Regions from separate parts of the Mus musculus genome. Here region 2 is linked to region 1. The links are chromatin contacts, found by Hi-C or POLR2A ChIA-PET in ENCODE. All regions are on one chromosome and are shown on one strand. Each heading gives the region's core, a stretch centred on a gene start or an enhancer-like site at or near the end of the contact. The rest is flanking DNA. Distances are from core to core; before and after follow the strand shown.

What was found. A loop is a pair of places that touch in the nucleus more often than their neighbours do. ChIA-PET counts read pairs that join two places held with the same protein, here RNA polymerase II (POLR2A).
Region 2: a loop to region 1 is called in a map of heart, with 2.9 times the contacts of the local background. The contact joins the promoter of 4930562F07Rik here to the promoter of 4930523C07Rik in region 1. A Hi-C loop is called at or near these places in 3 of 37 maps with a recorded cell type or tissue (all heart). POLR2A ChIA-PET finds 5 or more read pairs at or near these places in 1 of 5 experiments (Patski).

Annotation. Positions count from the first base shown.
Region 1 is chr1:160,039,471-160,046,528 of GRCm38, forward strand. 4930523C07Rik (RIKEN cDNA 4930523C07 gene) reads left to right here and starts at 4,910. Exons shown (of 3, transcript NM_001162896.1): 1 at 4,910-5,283. It overlaps Gm37294 (predicted gene, 37294), which reads right to left and starts at 4,847. Exons shown (of 2, transcript NR_168324.1): 1 at 4,678-4,847; 2 at 2,231-2,540.
Region 2 is chr1:160,076,218-160,083,926 of GRCm38, forward strand. 4930562F07Rik (RIKEN cDNA 4930562F07 gene) reads right to left here and starts at 1,768. Exons shown (of 3, transcript NR_038031.1): 1 at 1,712-1,768; 2 at 1,166-1,273. It overlaps 4930523C07Rik (RIKEN cDNA 4930523C07 gene), which reads left to right. Exons shown (of 3, transcript NM_001162896.1): 3 at 1-2,370.

The DNA of each region.
Region 1 (7,058 bases), core at 3,660-6,159:
ACTAGAATAACCTATACCAAAATACTGCAGTAGTTATTTCAGGGTAGCAAAATTATTGCTAATGCTTTTCCTTCATAATCTTGAATTTTTCAGTGGGGGTCGGGGGGAGCCCTGCCTTGTTTGAACCATTTTAACACCACCTTTGTTCGTGCTTTTACCCAGCCAGCGGCCTCTCACTCACTGCATTTTCTGATTCTTTTGTAGCTCTATATTTTGGTCAACCCACCTTTATTAAGAAAATTTCTATGAGTATTCCAGCCTCATTGCCCTTAAATCTAAATTACAGAGTGTAACCTTTCATTATAAACAGTTTTCTACTGACGCATAGTACAGACCTTGGCACAAAGAAAGCAACACATCACCGGCAGTTAAAACTCACTCCTACAACCTGGTAAATGAGGGCTCTCTCCTCATTTCTCTTTCTTCTTCCTTTCTTCCTTCCTTCCTTCCTTCCTTCCTTCCTTCCTTCCTCTCTCTCTCTCTCTCTCCCTCTCTCTCTCTCTTTCTTTCTTTCTTTTTTTCTTTCTTTTTTTCCTTCCAAGCCCTTCCTTTTACCTGTTATGAAAGAGCCAGCCTGGGGACAGGAAGTTTGTTTGTGGCAACATTGATGTTCTGAGTCACTACAGTAGTCAAGGAAGCAAATTTCAAAGCCTCGGCTATTTCATGGGCCCTCAGGGCAAGAGGCTTGAACAGCTTTTGTCTCAGGAAACCTCATGCCACAATGAATGAGCTGGGCAGAGTAAGCTGGGGTTTCCCAGGGATCTCTCCACTAAAGTGACAAGAAATGTTTTACCTGCTCTGTGTAGGCGTTGGGACCGCATACAGTGGACTCACTCAATAAATCAATAATTAAAGTCATCCACAAGAAGAGCAGGTGACAAAGGAAACCGGGAAAAGGGACAACATGAGAGCTCTGTGGGCTCTCCTGCTCTGGTATGCCCAACATGAGAATGGAATCCAGAAACCTGCTGTTTACATTAACAAAGCCAACGCTCAATTCTGCAAAGGGCTCCAGGCAGCCGGGCAGCCCACTCACAAAGGCTGGCCATCTTGCTGTAGAACTACTTTGAAAACAGCACTGGGCTACTATGAACCAGACACTGGGAATGAAAACTGAGCCCCTTAGTTCCCTGAAATACAAAAACCACCCCCTCGGAGTCACCCTTATTCTCCAGGAGGTGGGGCCGAGAGCTGTTTCCTATAACATATAGAAACACTAAAGAAGGTACATGGAACACAGGGGTGGTGGACTGTGGGGGAAACACTGGGGGGGGGCAATGGGTTAATTAGATGAGAGGACCAAGAGTTTCCTTAACTCCCCCTCCAGCGCCAATGTCACGATTTGGCACAGTGGCAATAAAACAAGATTTTTGCCCAGAATCCTCCATGTAGCACTGAGGACACATTGTATGTCACACCAGGAACTATTCCTGAGAAAAGTCTATCCTTAGTGTTTTTCTTCAGAGGAGCTTTCAAAATTCGAGTCATTTGTGTCCAAATTTGAAAATTTAGAAGGAAAGTCTGATAGAAGTATGATTGCCAGAAATCCATATAATGAAGAGTCTGGAGGCATATTCAAAATCTTTTCAGAAGCTGATAGGCAAAATGAAAGAACAACATGCTTTAAATGAATAAGACTTAGGTAAAAAAAAAAAAGAACAGTCTTGTTGCCTATAGGAAACAGAGGCTACAGAGACAGTAAGACGGGGTGGGAGTGTTGGGACCACCCATTGGCTTAAATCCTAGCTCTTGGGAGGCTAGGATTGCTTGGCTACAAAGACTAGAGGTCCATACTGTGGGTCCACCTTGAACTCCCAAGCACTAGGTCTACTCAGCTTTCCTCATCTCTCTTTTATAGTTCTGTCATTCACACCTCTGTCCAAAGCTTTCCGAAATCCACTTACGTTGCCAGCTTTAGCCACCTCTGGGAGATAATCCATTCCACAAATTCATTATCCACTGTGTGAAGGAGTATTCCCACCAACTTGTCCTGAACTTGCCTTTCTCAGAGGCTGCTGCATTTCAGGATCTGAAGAACAAGTCTGTGCTCATCTTAGGGTTTCGCCATTTCCCCTAACAGCCTTTGTCTGGCCAGCAGCCCTTCTGCCTTCTTCCGGTACCCCTGCTTTCGTTTCTCCCAAGCCTCTCCAACTCAGGAACTGCTCCCATATGTAGCCAAGGGTAGCTCTACATGCAGACTAGCACAAAATCATAAACTGCCTTAAAACACTGAGAGGTGTAGGTGTTTTTATTTCAGTCTCTGTGCAAATGTTGTAGACGGCATTATTGTGTCGCAGTGGTAAGTGGCTGGACATGCCCGAGCCTCGTAGAGCATTGCAGGCAAGAATGCACCTGTTTTAGGTGATAATAACGTAATATTCTCTGTTAAATATTTCCCACACTGAAAAAGCCACCCCCTTTTGTTGTTGCCGCACAACACTATTCTGATTTCTGCACTCAGGGTGTATGACCTAATGGGAAACTGTCTCCCACAGATGGCTTGCACAGATGAATCCGTCCTGGCCAACACTGCCATTGACCTGTCAGAAATAGGACAGCACAAAGAGAGAATGAGTGCAGTTAGTCTTCACCTTCAACACAGGCTAAAACGTGATGTTTAATACCCTGTCAGTTCCCACACCAGCAGAGAGGGAACCCACAGGTTTTGTCCTTAACACTCTTAATATGGAACCAGAGCTCTTCAGGTGCTAAAGCCAGTGAGGGGTGGTCACCCACAAAAAGGTTTTAAATTTTCAGTCCTGGTTCACAAATCTGCTATTTGGGGGCTTTCTGTTTCTTAATTAGATGTGTCAACGCTCCATTTCACTCCACTTAGAGTCCACTCACCTCTTGACTACCTTCAAAGATCCTTACCTCAAACAAGAAAGCTTTTAAAGACTGCACCAGCACCGTGGTTGCCTGGGGCCATTCATGAGTTCATATAAGTTGAGACTTCACCGCCAAAGGGGAGACACAGTAGGTGGGTGCTCTAACTTGTTTTCTCATAAGGGATGCGTCATTCACCCCAAAGGAAAACCTGCTGGCCAGATGCTCACTCATTACGTTAAAACATCAATAGACCCTGTAGCCTTGGCAACTCAATAACAGCCTACCAAGCATCTTGTCATCTAGTAAGTCCCTGATTTGACTGCCACAACGTCGCTGCTACTTGATAGGTTCTAGACTTTTTCTGGATCTGTCTTCCTGTGGACTAAGACAACATTGGGATGCCGCCCTACAGATAAGCATCTGGTTTTTGAAGTGCTGAGCTCATGGTGACTGCCTTAGGTTCTTCATTTCTCTGTGTTGTTGTTGTTTCTGGAAAGCATTGTGACCATCAGCCTAGCCTGTCCATAAAGTTGTTCAGGAAAGTATTTTCCACTGTCTTCCCCCCTGCTCAGCAGGTGTTAACCCAGAAGTTGTCCATAGAAGCCACTCTCTCTCCTGATGATGATATGGTGATGAGGGATAGGCTGGACTAGATAGAACTACTCAGACTCAGATCTCAACTCCACTATACATTAGCAATGACCTTGCAGAAGAAAGTTACTCCCCATCCTCAGGGGAAGGGGGCAAATTACATCTCACACAGGTCCGGTGTAGGTCCTGGGGGAGACTCGGTCTCCAATCACCGCACCGGGTTTGCACTTAAGGTTTCCTGTCATTCCCCAAGCCTGTCTTCCTCCAGCTCCCTGGTCCATTAGACCCTAGACCCCTGCTTCAGATTTGACACACAATGGAAGCCTTCCATCCACCACTAAATTGTTGGTGGAATCCATCTATAGCTGTCTCTTGCTAAAACTGTCTTCTTTCAGAGCCTGATCGTCCCCCTGCCCTACCCACTTAACCGTACTACTCCCACCCCCAACCCCACCCCCACAACAGATCACTTGGACCACTCTTCTTATTATCATTCAAATCTAGATCTATGTAGGGCATAGTGAAACACGTCCTTAAACCCAGCAAATTTCTGTGAGGCCAACCTGTTTCTACATTGTGAGTTCCAGGCCTGCCGGGGCTATATAGTGAGACTCGGTTTCAAAGGAACAACAACAGATCTAGATCGAGTTCTCTCTGTGGGATTTCTGGGGGAAAACCTCTACTTAATCTGCCTTTGGAAGAAGACTACAGGACCAACTATCCTTGGCATTTCTGGATGAATGCTGGGTTTTCTCTTTGGCCTTTCAACCCAGAGCCAGCTGGCTTCTCTTGAGTAAACCGGAACTCTCTTGTTTCCCGGTTGTGACAGTTAGCTTCACCAATCATTTTAATTCAGGCACCCAAAGGCCGAAGGACCCTATGGCTCAGGCCCAGCCACTGGAAAGCAAGCACCAGCTGCGCACCCTCCTGACACCTACAATCCAATGAGTAGAACCTCCGGTCTTTATCATGGCAAGATCTCTCAAGGTCATTCCGGGGAAGCCCCTAGATACTCCACAGCCGCTTCTGCCTATCACACCTTCCCAACTTCCCTGCAGAAGCCTTGGAGGCACTGAGCAAGCTCTCTACCACCCCACCTTTACATTTGGGGGCGGAGTTAGACAAACAAGAGATCTGAATATAAGCTCACAAGGAGTAAATAAAATGAAAAGGGAGAACTTTTGAAGTTAGTTGTCCCTGCCTCCTGCGCTCCTAACATCTCCAGGTAACTCCCATGGAGCGCACACACAAAGATACCTTGTCACGAGGCACCGGGGATTGCTCTCCCTTTAGACACCCCAGCCCTTTTCCTGGAAGGTGACTTTATTCCACAGCACGGGGCTGTTATTTTTTCCTTAGGCCAGGGTTGGGAGTTTACACCCCACGTCTCTGGGAACACTGGCGCGTCTGTGAGCAAAGTTGGCTCTGGCGTCCTGAAGGAGGCGTGCTCGGGGCGGAGGGGCAAAAGAACGTCACAGTGGGGCGGAGTGGGGACACTGGCCGGGAGACCCGGAGGAAGGACACCCGCGCTGCGTGTGCTGTGGCGTGTGCCTCCTAGTTTAAGGTAGGAGTTGGGCTGAGGAGAGACAGAGCCAGCCAGTCAGATTCAGGAAGTTGCGTTCCTGACCTCAGTAGCAGAGCTGGGTGCGGTGAAACCTCAGCCAGGGACGCAGGGGGCGCTTTCCTCCACATCACACTGGTGGCACCCACTGACCGGCAGCGCCGCCTCTCTCCCGGGACCTGGCAGTGGGAGGGAGAGGCAGGAGCAGGGACCCAGACCTCACCCTTGTGCCCAAGTCACTTCAGAGCACCGGAACAGAGCCAGCGGTCCCGCCGGCGGGAAGCCTTCCAACGGACCCAAAGGTGAGTTTCAAAACTTTCTGTATCGCTTTGTGCTGTTGTTTTCAAAATAAGTTTGGGAGCTGCCCCGCTGTGGAAGGGGACTTTCCCATAGAAGAGTGAATCCGCCCCTGAGAGAAGTGAGATAAAGGGGTTATTTCTAAGAAGCCGTTTGCACAGTTGCTTTCATTCTTTCCTCCTAGAGGTCTCTCACCTTCTCTCTGCTCCTGGCCTGACACATGGGCTCCTCTGGAGTTTGGGGTGGAGTTCTCAGCTCCAGTTGACACCAGCTGCAGGTAGGAGCCATTTGAAAAGGACCAGATGGACATTGTCTAAACGGGCAAAGTCAGTATTTGAGATGCTCCTAAAATCATACCCTCTGGGATTTAAAAACAAAACAAAACCAAACAAACAAACAAACTCATTCTAAAAGAAACTATAATTTCAATGGGGCTAAAAGACTTACCAGACTGAAAATGTGGCCTGGAGCCAAGGGGTGGAGTGAGATCTGTATGCCATTCTGAGTCTCTAGAGAGTTTGTGTGACACATTTTTTTTCCTGAACTTTCCCAACTCTCTAAATGGTCCTTGATCTTCTTCCCACCCAGAAAGGTGGATTGGAAAACACAGCAGGTCCTGTTTTGAAGGGCTATGTAGGAATGATTTGTGTAACAGTAGTTAAGTAAATGATAGCCGGATAGCTGTTGTTTTCAACACCAGTCCTGCCTATCTGAAAGGGAACCCAAAGCAAAGACTAGTGCTTGCCCTAATGAACACCAGCCAGCCAGCCATGAGAATCCGCAGGCCTGCTCTGCCCAGTCTGCTCAATGAGGAAGGCTAGGAATGCAGCACCCAAGCCACTCCAAGCTCCTGCCTGCCAAAGCCTTTATGCTACATCCACCATTGGAAAGAGAGAGAGAACCTGGAGCTAATTTTAGGGAATCTTCATTCTGAAGTATTGTTGGGGACCAAGAACAAGTCTTAAATGGACACGGGTGCATCTTGTTCTTAACCCTTTTACAAAGTTTATCAACGCCACCTAAAGAGCCCTGCAACTGAAAGGTACTGCTGCGTTAAACGCAGCTGTGTCTGGTTTGTTTGTGTTTTGTAATTTTTTTTAATTAAATTTTCACATTCTATAGTTATGGGTAGGATAGTTTTGCAAGGGTCTCTCCTAGCTTTGAGCTAAAATTCAGATCTATCAACCACTTAGTCTGATATGTCTTCCCTTGGCCTGGTACCTCCCTTCTTCTGAAATTCTGCCTCCCCTTCTATACCCATGACACCGTTCTAGGAAAGAGGCCCATTACAAAACAACATTTCGGGCACTGTCAACATTTTGCCTACAGAATCAAAAGAGGTGAAAGCCACAGGATCAAACCCAAGAAGATAATAAACAGTCAGCAGGCTTCTGCACCAGTTTTAACGTGGAAGGGGCACACTCATTAGCTAAGCATCACTGTACCTACTGTGTGTTGGGCAATGTGCCAGGGCTATGGAATCTAAGGCGATGATGTAGTTTGTACTTTCAAAGAGCCACCAGACTGGCAAATAGACACTAGGAAACAAACCACAGTTCAGAGCAATGTACATTATATAATAGTAAAAAGTGAAACCATACAAAGGATGGAGCAATGGTCGTCTGGGAAGACAGCACTTCAGAAGTGGTGCACAATCAAGATCTTGAATATGACTAGCATTTCCCAGGGAAGAGGTACTGTGGGCAAAGAAAAGGCTTTCCCGAAGTCAACACAGGAGCAGCATGGAATGGGGATTTGTCCTCTCCTGCCAAGAGCGGAA
Region 2 (7,709 bases), core at 518-3,017, 34 kb after region 1:
CATTACCCCATAACTACTCAGCAAGGTGCCCTTTTCTAAGCAGTGATGAACAGCTCTTGGCAGTGACTATGAGAAAGCTATGGAAACCCACATATTCACTTCACTGGATTGCAGGTGTGTACCCACGAGATGTAATATAGAGATAGAAAGCGTAAGGAGAGATGCCTCGCATGAGCTAGCTATAATCCGTGTGACCAAGGGCTTCCAGAAAGAAACCAAGTAAGATCATCCCAAGTCCAGTCTCATAACCATCACACATGCACACATACACTTGCACATGCACACGCATACACAACACAACACATACCAGAAGCAATCCTGTGTTGGTAGCAGTGCATAATGTATTGCCAGTGGGAGGTAGAAGCCATAGTTTAAATGAAAGATAAAACTATAAAGGTATCTGTTGCTATTTATGTTGATGCTCAGGCAAATGTCTTGTACACAGTAGGTACTCATAACTGTGGATGGATATGCAATGATGCTAAGGATAACTTGTAATACCTCACAATTCAACCTGAGTGACCTACTCTTTTAAGACACGCCATTAACTGCTACAGAAGGTGAGGCAAGGCATTGAGACCAGGGTTGATTGACATATGTGCCCTGTGGTACCTGAAGCCATGCCACTTTCTGAGTGGAAGAGAGCCTTTCCTCCCCAGTCAAAGAAAACAAATTGCTTGGCATTTTGATTGTATTGTGGCCATGTTACAAAGGCAGAGAATTCCCAGCTTGGAAGCGATTATACTCCAACGGCTCATTTGCACATCTACTGGGGAGCTCTATAAATATTGTCCCCATGGAGACCATTATAGACAGTAGAAAAATCACTGTCTAATTAATGACATAGCCAAATTATGACATTACAGCAGCAAGAAAAAAATTCCCAAAATTGATGAGACTGTATGAATGTAAAGTTGTACTCTACTTGCTCAGCTGGGCCACCTGGTACTCATGTCTACTCCCGATGTGCTCCAGGCCCTTGGAGGGTAGCTACCTAATGGTGGCTACCTGGGCCTTCTAGCAGACAGTCACATTTCACCCGCTCATCCTACATCACCTCAATGCCACTAGGCACTCAAGCCTTCCACCCTCAGGCCTCTTTGACCAAAGCAACACTTCCTGATTCTCTGCCCCCTTGTCACATAGGGAGCTGGTTGTGGATTACCTGGCTGTCCTCCGCATGTCACAGAATGACCAGTCTTCTCCCCTTCTCTGCCAATTGGTACCCACCAGATGCTCTTCCCACTTCTCTCAGTTGCCCTAAGACAGAAGACTTGGGGGTAGAGGTGAAGACACAGCAGAAATGGGATGTCAGATAACAGTCTGCAAGGATGGATCGCCGGAATCAGGGACCATACAAATTACACGGTTTCCGTGACAACTGGCTGCCAGTTTGAATTAAGACAGCAGTCAGTTGTCCCTGATTGCCATAACAAAGCCCCTGACTCTGGACACAAGTGTACCTACTGCTTTCTAACCAAATAGACTTGAGCCAGTTCCTGACATAAACCATCCAGAAAGGCAGTTCCCAGTTGCTTCTATATCCTGGAATCCCAACCGTGACTGGATCACCTCTTCCTGTCGCAGACTCTCCGACAGCCTTGATAGAGCACTTAGGATGATACAGGGCCCATGAAGTGATAGGCCCTCCCATAGACACCAGAGAGCAGAAGCCCAAAGTATTGCTTGGTGCCCTGTCGCCCTGCCTCACCCTGACAATTCTTCTCATATTACTGCTTCTCCTTGCATCATGCCAATTCATTCCTTTATGACTCTACAGACACTGTTTCCCTTGGTCTATTCCAGAGTTGCCACGGATACAGTCCTAGGGTAAGGTGCTTGGGACTTGTGCCTACCTGATCCATCTGGGGACAGTAAGTTCATGAAGAACCTAAGAGGCCCCAGGGGGCTGGAGGAATGGCTCAGCAGTTAAGAGCACTTGTTGCTTCTGTAGAAGACCCAAGTACCAGACATGCATGTGGTACACATGTATACATGCAGGCAAACCACTCATACACATAAAATAAATCTTTTTCGAAAATTTGAAAAGAAGATGCATAAAGAAGAGACCTTCTCAACTGGCATGGACTTGGGCATTGGGGTTGTCCCCACCCACACTGGACTTCTGGCCTGCCTTAGTCACACTCAGAAACAGTCAGAGGGGTCTTTATCCAGTGTCCAATAGACTTTTTTTGATTTCTTGGGAAGAGGAAAAAGAACAGGAAGATGTAAAGAAAAGCCAGTCACTTTTTCAAGAAATGAATCGCTCATATGAATGATCGAAGCTGTACAGTATTTGTCAGTGTTTTGTTTTCTGTAAAATTCAAATACATATAAAAGTTTATTTAAATAAATGTTTTGAAAATGAAATCCTCCTCGCACGTTGGATTGAGTCACTGGCTTACCGCTGAGATATTATTCTCACACAGAATTGACAGAAGCAGAGGCTCTTCCTGCCTGGTCCCTGGCCTCCTAGAATCTCAGGTCTGAGGACCAGAAATGTGGCATCTCTCCCTTCTACGCAAAGCAGGCGACTTTGGAAGCTGAACTGAGCAACAACGGCTGCAGAAAACATACTGATGTTCCCTGGCGACACTTAGAAAACATTTCTCCACTGAAGTCCATGTCTTTCATAGGAAAAGGAAGAAATAACCTTTGGGTTAATCTGGTGCTAAGAAACAAAGGACCAAGGGACACAGATACCTGTGTCTATGTGCATGTATTTATATAAGCACATTTATCCTTTTTCTAAGTCAACCACAACTTTGCCCTAGTTAGAAAATGAAATGACTTGGATGCTCTTGATTCCTTTCCCAACAATGCTTACCTAGAGTGCGGGCCAACAGAAACAAGATGGTGAAATGTTCCCGACTGGCACTGCCCAATCTGGTACTATTAGCCACATGTGGCTCTGTTCATTAAAATTAAATTAGATTAAAAGTCCAGAGCTCAATTATGCCAGCCATATTTCAAGCACTCAATAGCCACCCTATGGCTAGGAACACCACCCTGAATGGCAGAGGCTAGCATCTTGTGGAAAGAGTAATTCAGTGTTAGTGAACAGCTGCGCTGTTTAACGGAAGCTTGAGAAGGAAGACCCACGGCGCAGCTGCACACTTCCTGTCTTGCCCAAGGCAGGCTGTTTCGCAGTTTCGGCTGATCCTTCAGCTTTTCTCCTATCACTACAAAGCTATGACAACCAGGGGACAGAGTATTTTCATTCAACCTGCTATTCAAGTCTCTAGAATATTGCGAAAGTTTCTGATGCAGAGGAGGGGCCGCCCAGAGGCGATAGTGCAACTCCCAGGCATCTCATTGGCTCACCACCCTTCCAGCTCCATCAGCTCTGCCTGCTCAGGCTCACCCACACTCGGAGCGTTAGGACAGAGTTGCGCAATGCAACCATCCATTAGCATTCTCAACTGACTGGAGTACTCTGCTGCCTGCTTGCCCTTTGCCCTTAAGATTATTCTTGAATTCAAAGTCACAGGCACACAAGCTTGAACAGCAGCAGCAACAAAACTCCCTTCGGACAACTTACTGTATCGGTCATAGGTTCAACTTATTGAATTGTTTTCAGATTCCCATGGGGCCAAGCATCACGATTTATTCAGTAATGGCAGGGCATGCATATCAAAGGATTTTAGCTCTTTCGAGGTGCCAAGTCCACTGAGCCCATACTACAGTATTTGTCCTGAAGGGTCACAACTGGCCTAAAGGAACAAACCACAACCATATAACGTGTTTGTCACTTTCCCAGAGGGACACATCCACCAAGACTAGCATCAAGTCAGGCTGGCAAAGAGTTGCACTGGGTGAGCGGAGAAAGGATGCTATTGGCAGAATAGACGAGAGTCCCTGAGCACCGAGGGCTGGGGCTGAGGACTAGGGCTGTCCAGATCCTGGGACCCACACCAGTTCTCACATGTAATTTATGCCTGTGATGTTACCTCCATATTAAAACTTATCTTCAGAAATTAAATGGAGAAATACATAAAAAAAAAAAGAAAAACCACTTAGCACTGAGCCTGGCTTAAGTGCTCAAGTTAAGTGTCATTAATGAAGGAAAACCATGGTTTGTGTTCTAGAAATCAAAAAAGAAATGTATGGAGGAAGGCGTGGAATTACCCACACTCCAGCAACCTCCTTGTCTTTCACCAGCCTTTCTCTCTCTTCCACCCATGATCTGTCATAGTCCTCTTGACAATTCACAGAAAACCAGCCTTACAACAGGCTCTTCATATCTCCTAGTGAGGAAAAAAAGCATGCAAAAGTTTCGAATGCTGTTGGTGCAGAGGTCTCAGGTTTGGTTCTCAGGCCCTCATAGCAGCTAACAACCATCTGTAATTCCAGTTCCAGGGGAGCCAACATTCTTTTCTAGCCTCATGGGCACCAAGCATGTGCCTGTGTATATACATATACAAAGACAGAAAACACTTGGGCACATAAAATCAAATAAGTAATTCTAAAATAAATCTTTTTAAAACGTTAAAAAAGCTGGCAAGCCAAATATAATAAGAGCTAAAGTTTACAGGCTTCAGAACTATTCTTTGCTGTCTTTATATATAATTATATAGAAGTTTGTCTTCTATAAATGAGCAGGGTTTTATGAGCTAACCTGGTAACCTTATTTATATAACACTGGAACTGGAACTTAAAGTGTCCTCAGAAACAATTCACTCACAGGGGCATTTTAGGAAGAGTTTTGAAATATCCCTGGAACTTTCTACACACTGACCAGCCTAGCACACTGTGATAGAGAGGTTGCAGGCTAGACACAACCAAGAATGAGCTAGGCAACCCCTTCCAGGGGGTGCCTGCTTACCTGTTGTGTTAATCCAGGTAGAAACACTGCCGGAGAAACCACTAAGTGCAGGTTGGATGCTGACTTGGCCCCACTGGGTAACTCTTAAGACAGAGTTACCCAGGAAGGAACAGAGAAGTGGGGACCCTTCCAGAACCTCCCTTTGTGGGAGAGTCTCTCTTGATTTGAAAGGCACCTGATAAGACAACACTGCCATCTACTGGCAAGAGTGGATATAGCAGCCTGCTTGCCCCAGACTGCAGGCGCCAACCTGATTGATTGGTTCCCATCATCTCTGTTGATCCTCTCCTTGACCCTGGTGGAAGACCTAAGGTAGTGAAGACATGTAAGTTTTTTGGTTTTTTTTTTAAATGGGAGGACCTTTTCTAATAACTAAGTTTCACCAGCAGCTTTTCACCACGTTTTCTTCTAGTTCTTTGCATGCCTCCTTGTCTGCATGCTCTCTCTTTGCACAACCCACACCTAAATTGTGTGTGTGTGTTTGTCTGTCTCTGCCTCTCTCTCTTTATTTTCTTCTGTTTCTCTCTTTCTCCCCCTTCCTCACTCTCTCCTGCAGTATATTCCAGCTTCAGTAGCCCTTGAATCCCCAATAATTGTAAGTTATAAAACGGAACACTCAAACTCAACAAACACAAATGCCAAGCCATTTCCAGAGGTAGCAGCCGTGACACATAAACATCTTCAAGCTCTGTGGTCACAGGCTGGCCTCTGAAGCCAGTCCTCCCTCACTCCTGCTGATTCTATAGATCCCCTTCTGACACAGACCAAGGGACTCAGTACTACTTGGAGAACTATTACAGCAGCTGTGAGCTGGTCTGCGAGCCTCCCCACTTCCCCCTAGACCACACCCCTTGTGGATGGGCAAGGGGCACAGACAGAAGGAATGACTTCTGACTTTCTGAATCACAGTGGAGTAACTATGGCTGACAAGGACTAACTGTGTATTCCAAAGCAACCGGTAGAGAGGTCTATGCATGTTCTCCACACCAAGGTATGATATATGTCAGCAGTGATAGAGATGCCTGTCACCTGCGCTGACCACTTCACATATACGTGCATATTGGAATGGCATGCTTTACCCCACAGATTTGTGTCAACCAAAGATAACACAAGGGCCGGGAGATAGCTCCGTGGAAGAAGTGATTGCTACTCAGGTGTGAGGACTTGATGGTTGGGCATGGCAGCCCCACCTGAAGTAAATCCTTATACTCTGGAGACAGAACAAACTGGCTGGCTAGACTGCCCACATCGGCGAGTTCTGGGTTCAGAATAAGAGCCTGTCTCAGGAAATGAAGTAGAAAGTAGCAAAAGGAGACCCAGGGTAATGTCCTATATACACACTTGTCCATACATGTGAACACACATGCACACGCATGCATACACACACAATTTTCTAAGTAGTTTTCAAAATCCCCACTCTGTGGCCCTCCTCAACCTGTCACCAAACTAATATTTCCAAAATACAAGCCTCCCGTGTCACTTCAAGGTTTCGAAGCCTCTGAGAGCTCTCCGCCATTCAAAGGCTTATGTGGGAACAATGACTCTCACCCCTGAGTTGATGTTAGAGGCCCCTGGGGAACTTTGAAAAGCTCAGGTGCGTAGAACTCACTAGAGACCCACTGGAATGGGACCTGTGAAGGGGCAATGAGCAGAAGGACACACATCAAAGCTCATGCTGGCTCTGAATGGCAATGTGACCTGACAGCCATTGCAGCAATGACCCCCTGCCTGTCCTTCCCACTGGCTCCCTGGGCTCCTCAACCACTGAGAAGCCACACTGCCTCCCCCATACTGTCCATGTGCAGCCTGGCTCTCTCAGATGTCTGGCTGCTTCCCTCATGACTCAGTCTGTCTTTCTATGTGGGACTGTGATGGGCAGCCTATTTTGGTTGAATGGGGCTTGCTCCAGTGACCCAATAGAGAAATCTACAAGGGACAGAAAGGCGAGCCACATTCACAGAATCAGGTGTCTGTCCATAATTCTGTGACTAAGTCACACCAACAATGTCCCAAGCTTCTGGCATTCTGACTAGACTCCACCCCACAGTTACCTGACTATAGCCTAGGTACGCTCCTCCCCACAGTTACCTGGCAACAGCCTGATAGCCCAGCCCACTATAAGAGGGGCTGCTTGGCCCCCTCCTCACTCTCTTAAGCCCTCATCTTTCTTACTCTCTAGTTCTCTTTCTCTCTTTCCCTTCCCCCCTCTCTTCACATGGCCATGGCTGGTCTCTCTCTCTTTCTACCTTCCCTCCTTTCTCCCTGCCTTTCTACAATAAAGCTCTAAAACCATATGTCTCTAATTATCAAGGCCTGCCGTGCTTGAAGGATGGGATGGGCCGAGTCTAACATCCCGCCAGAAGGCCATCCTGTGCTCCAGCCACAGACCTGACCAAGGACTCTCACCCTTGTGGGAACCATCCAGCGCCCCTCCCCCTGCCCATTCCTCCCCTCATCTCCAGGGCCAAGTGCTGCTGGGGCCCCTATTCTGTTCTCAGCTCCTCCACCATATCCAGCGTGGGATACCAGAGGCTGAGAACCTGGTACCTGGGGCTGCCCCTTGTCCACCACCCGCCATTTGGGGTCAGTGGCTTAACACAGCCAGATGCCCACCCAGGGCCATGTGAAAAGCAGTCCACCCGCATCTGCCTGCCCAGAGCACCGGAACTCCCTTTCCCCCACACCCACGGCCCTGCATTTCTAGATCTGATGCCATCACTACAGCCCCCTAAAGCCTTTGTGGTGGGATTAGATGCACACACACACACTCTCTCTCTGTCTCTCTCTCTCTGTCTCTCTCTCTGTCTCTCTCTCTCTCTCTCTTAGTGACTCACTTTTTCCTTAAACCACCACCGTCCTGACTTGTTTTCTATCTTCCAGAAGT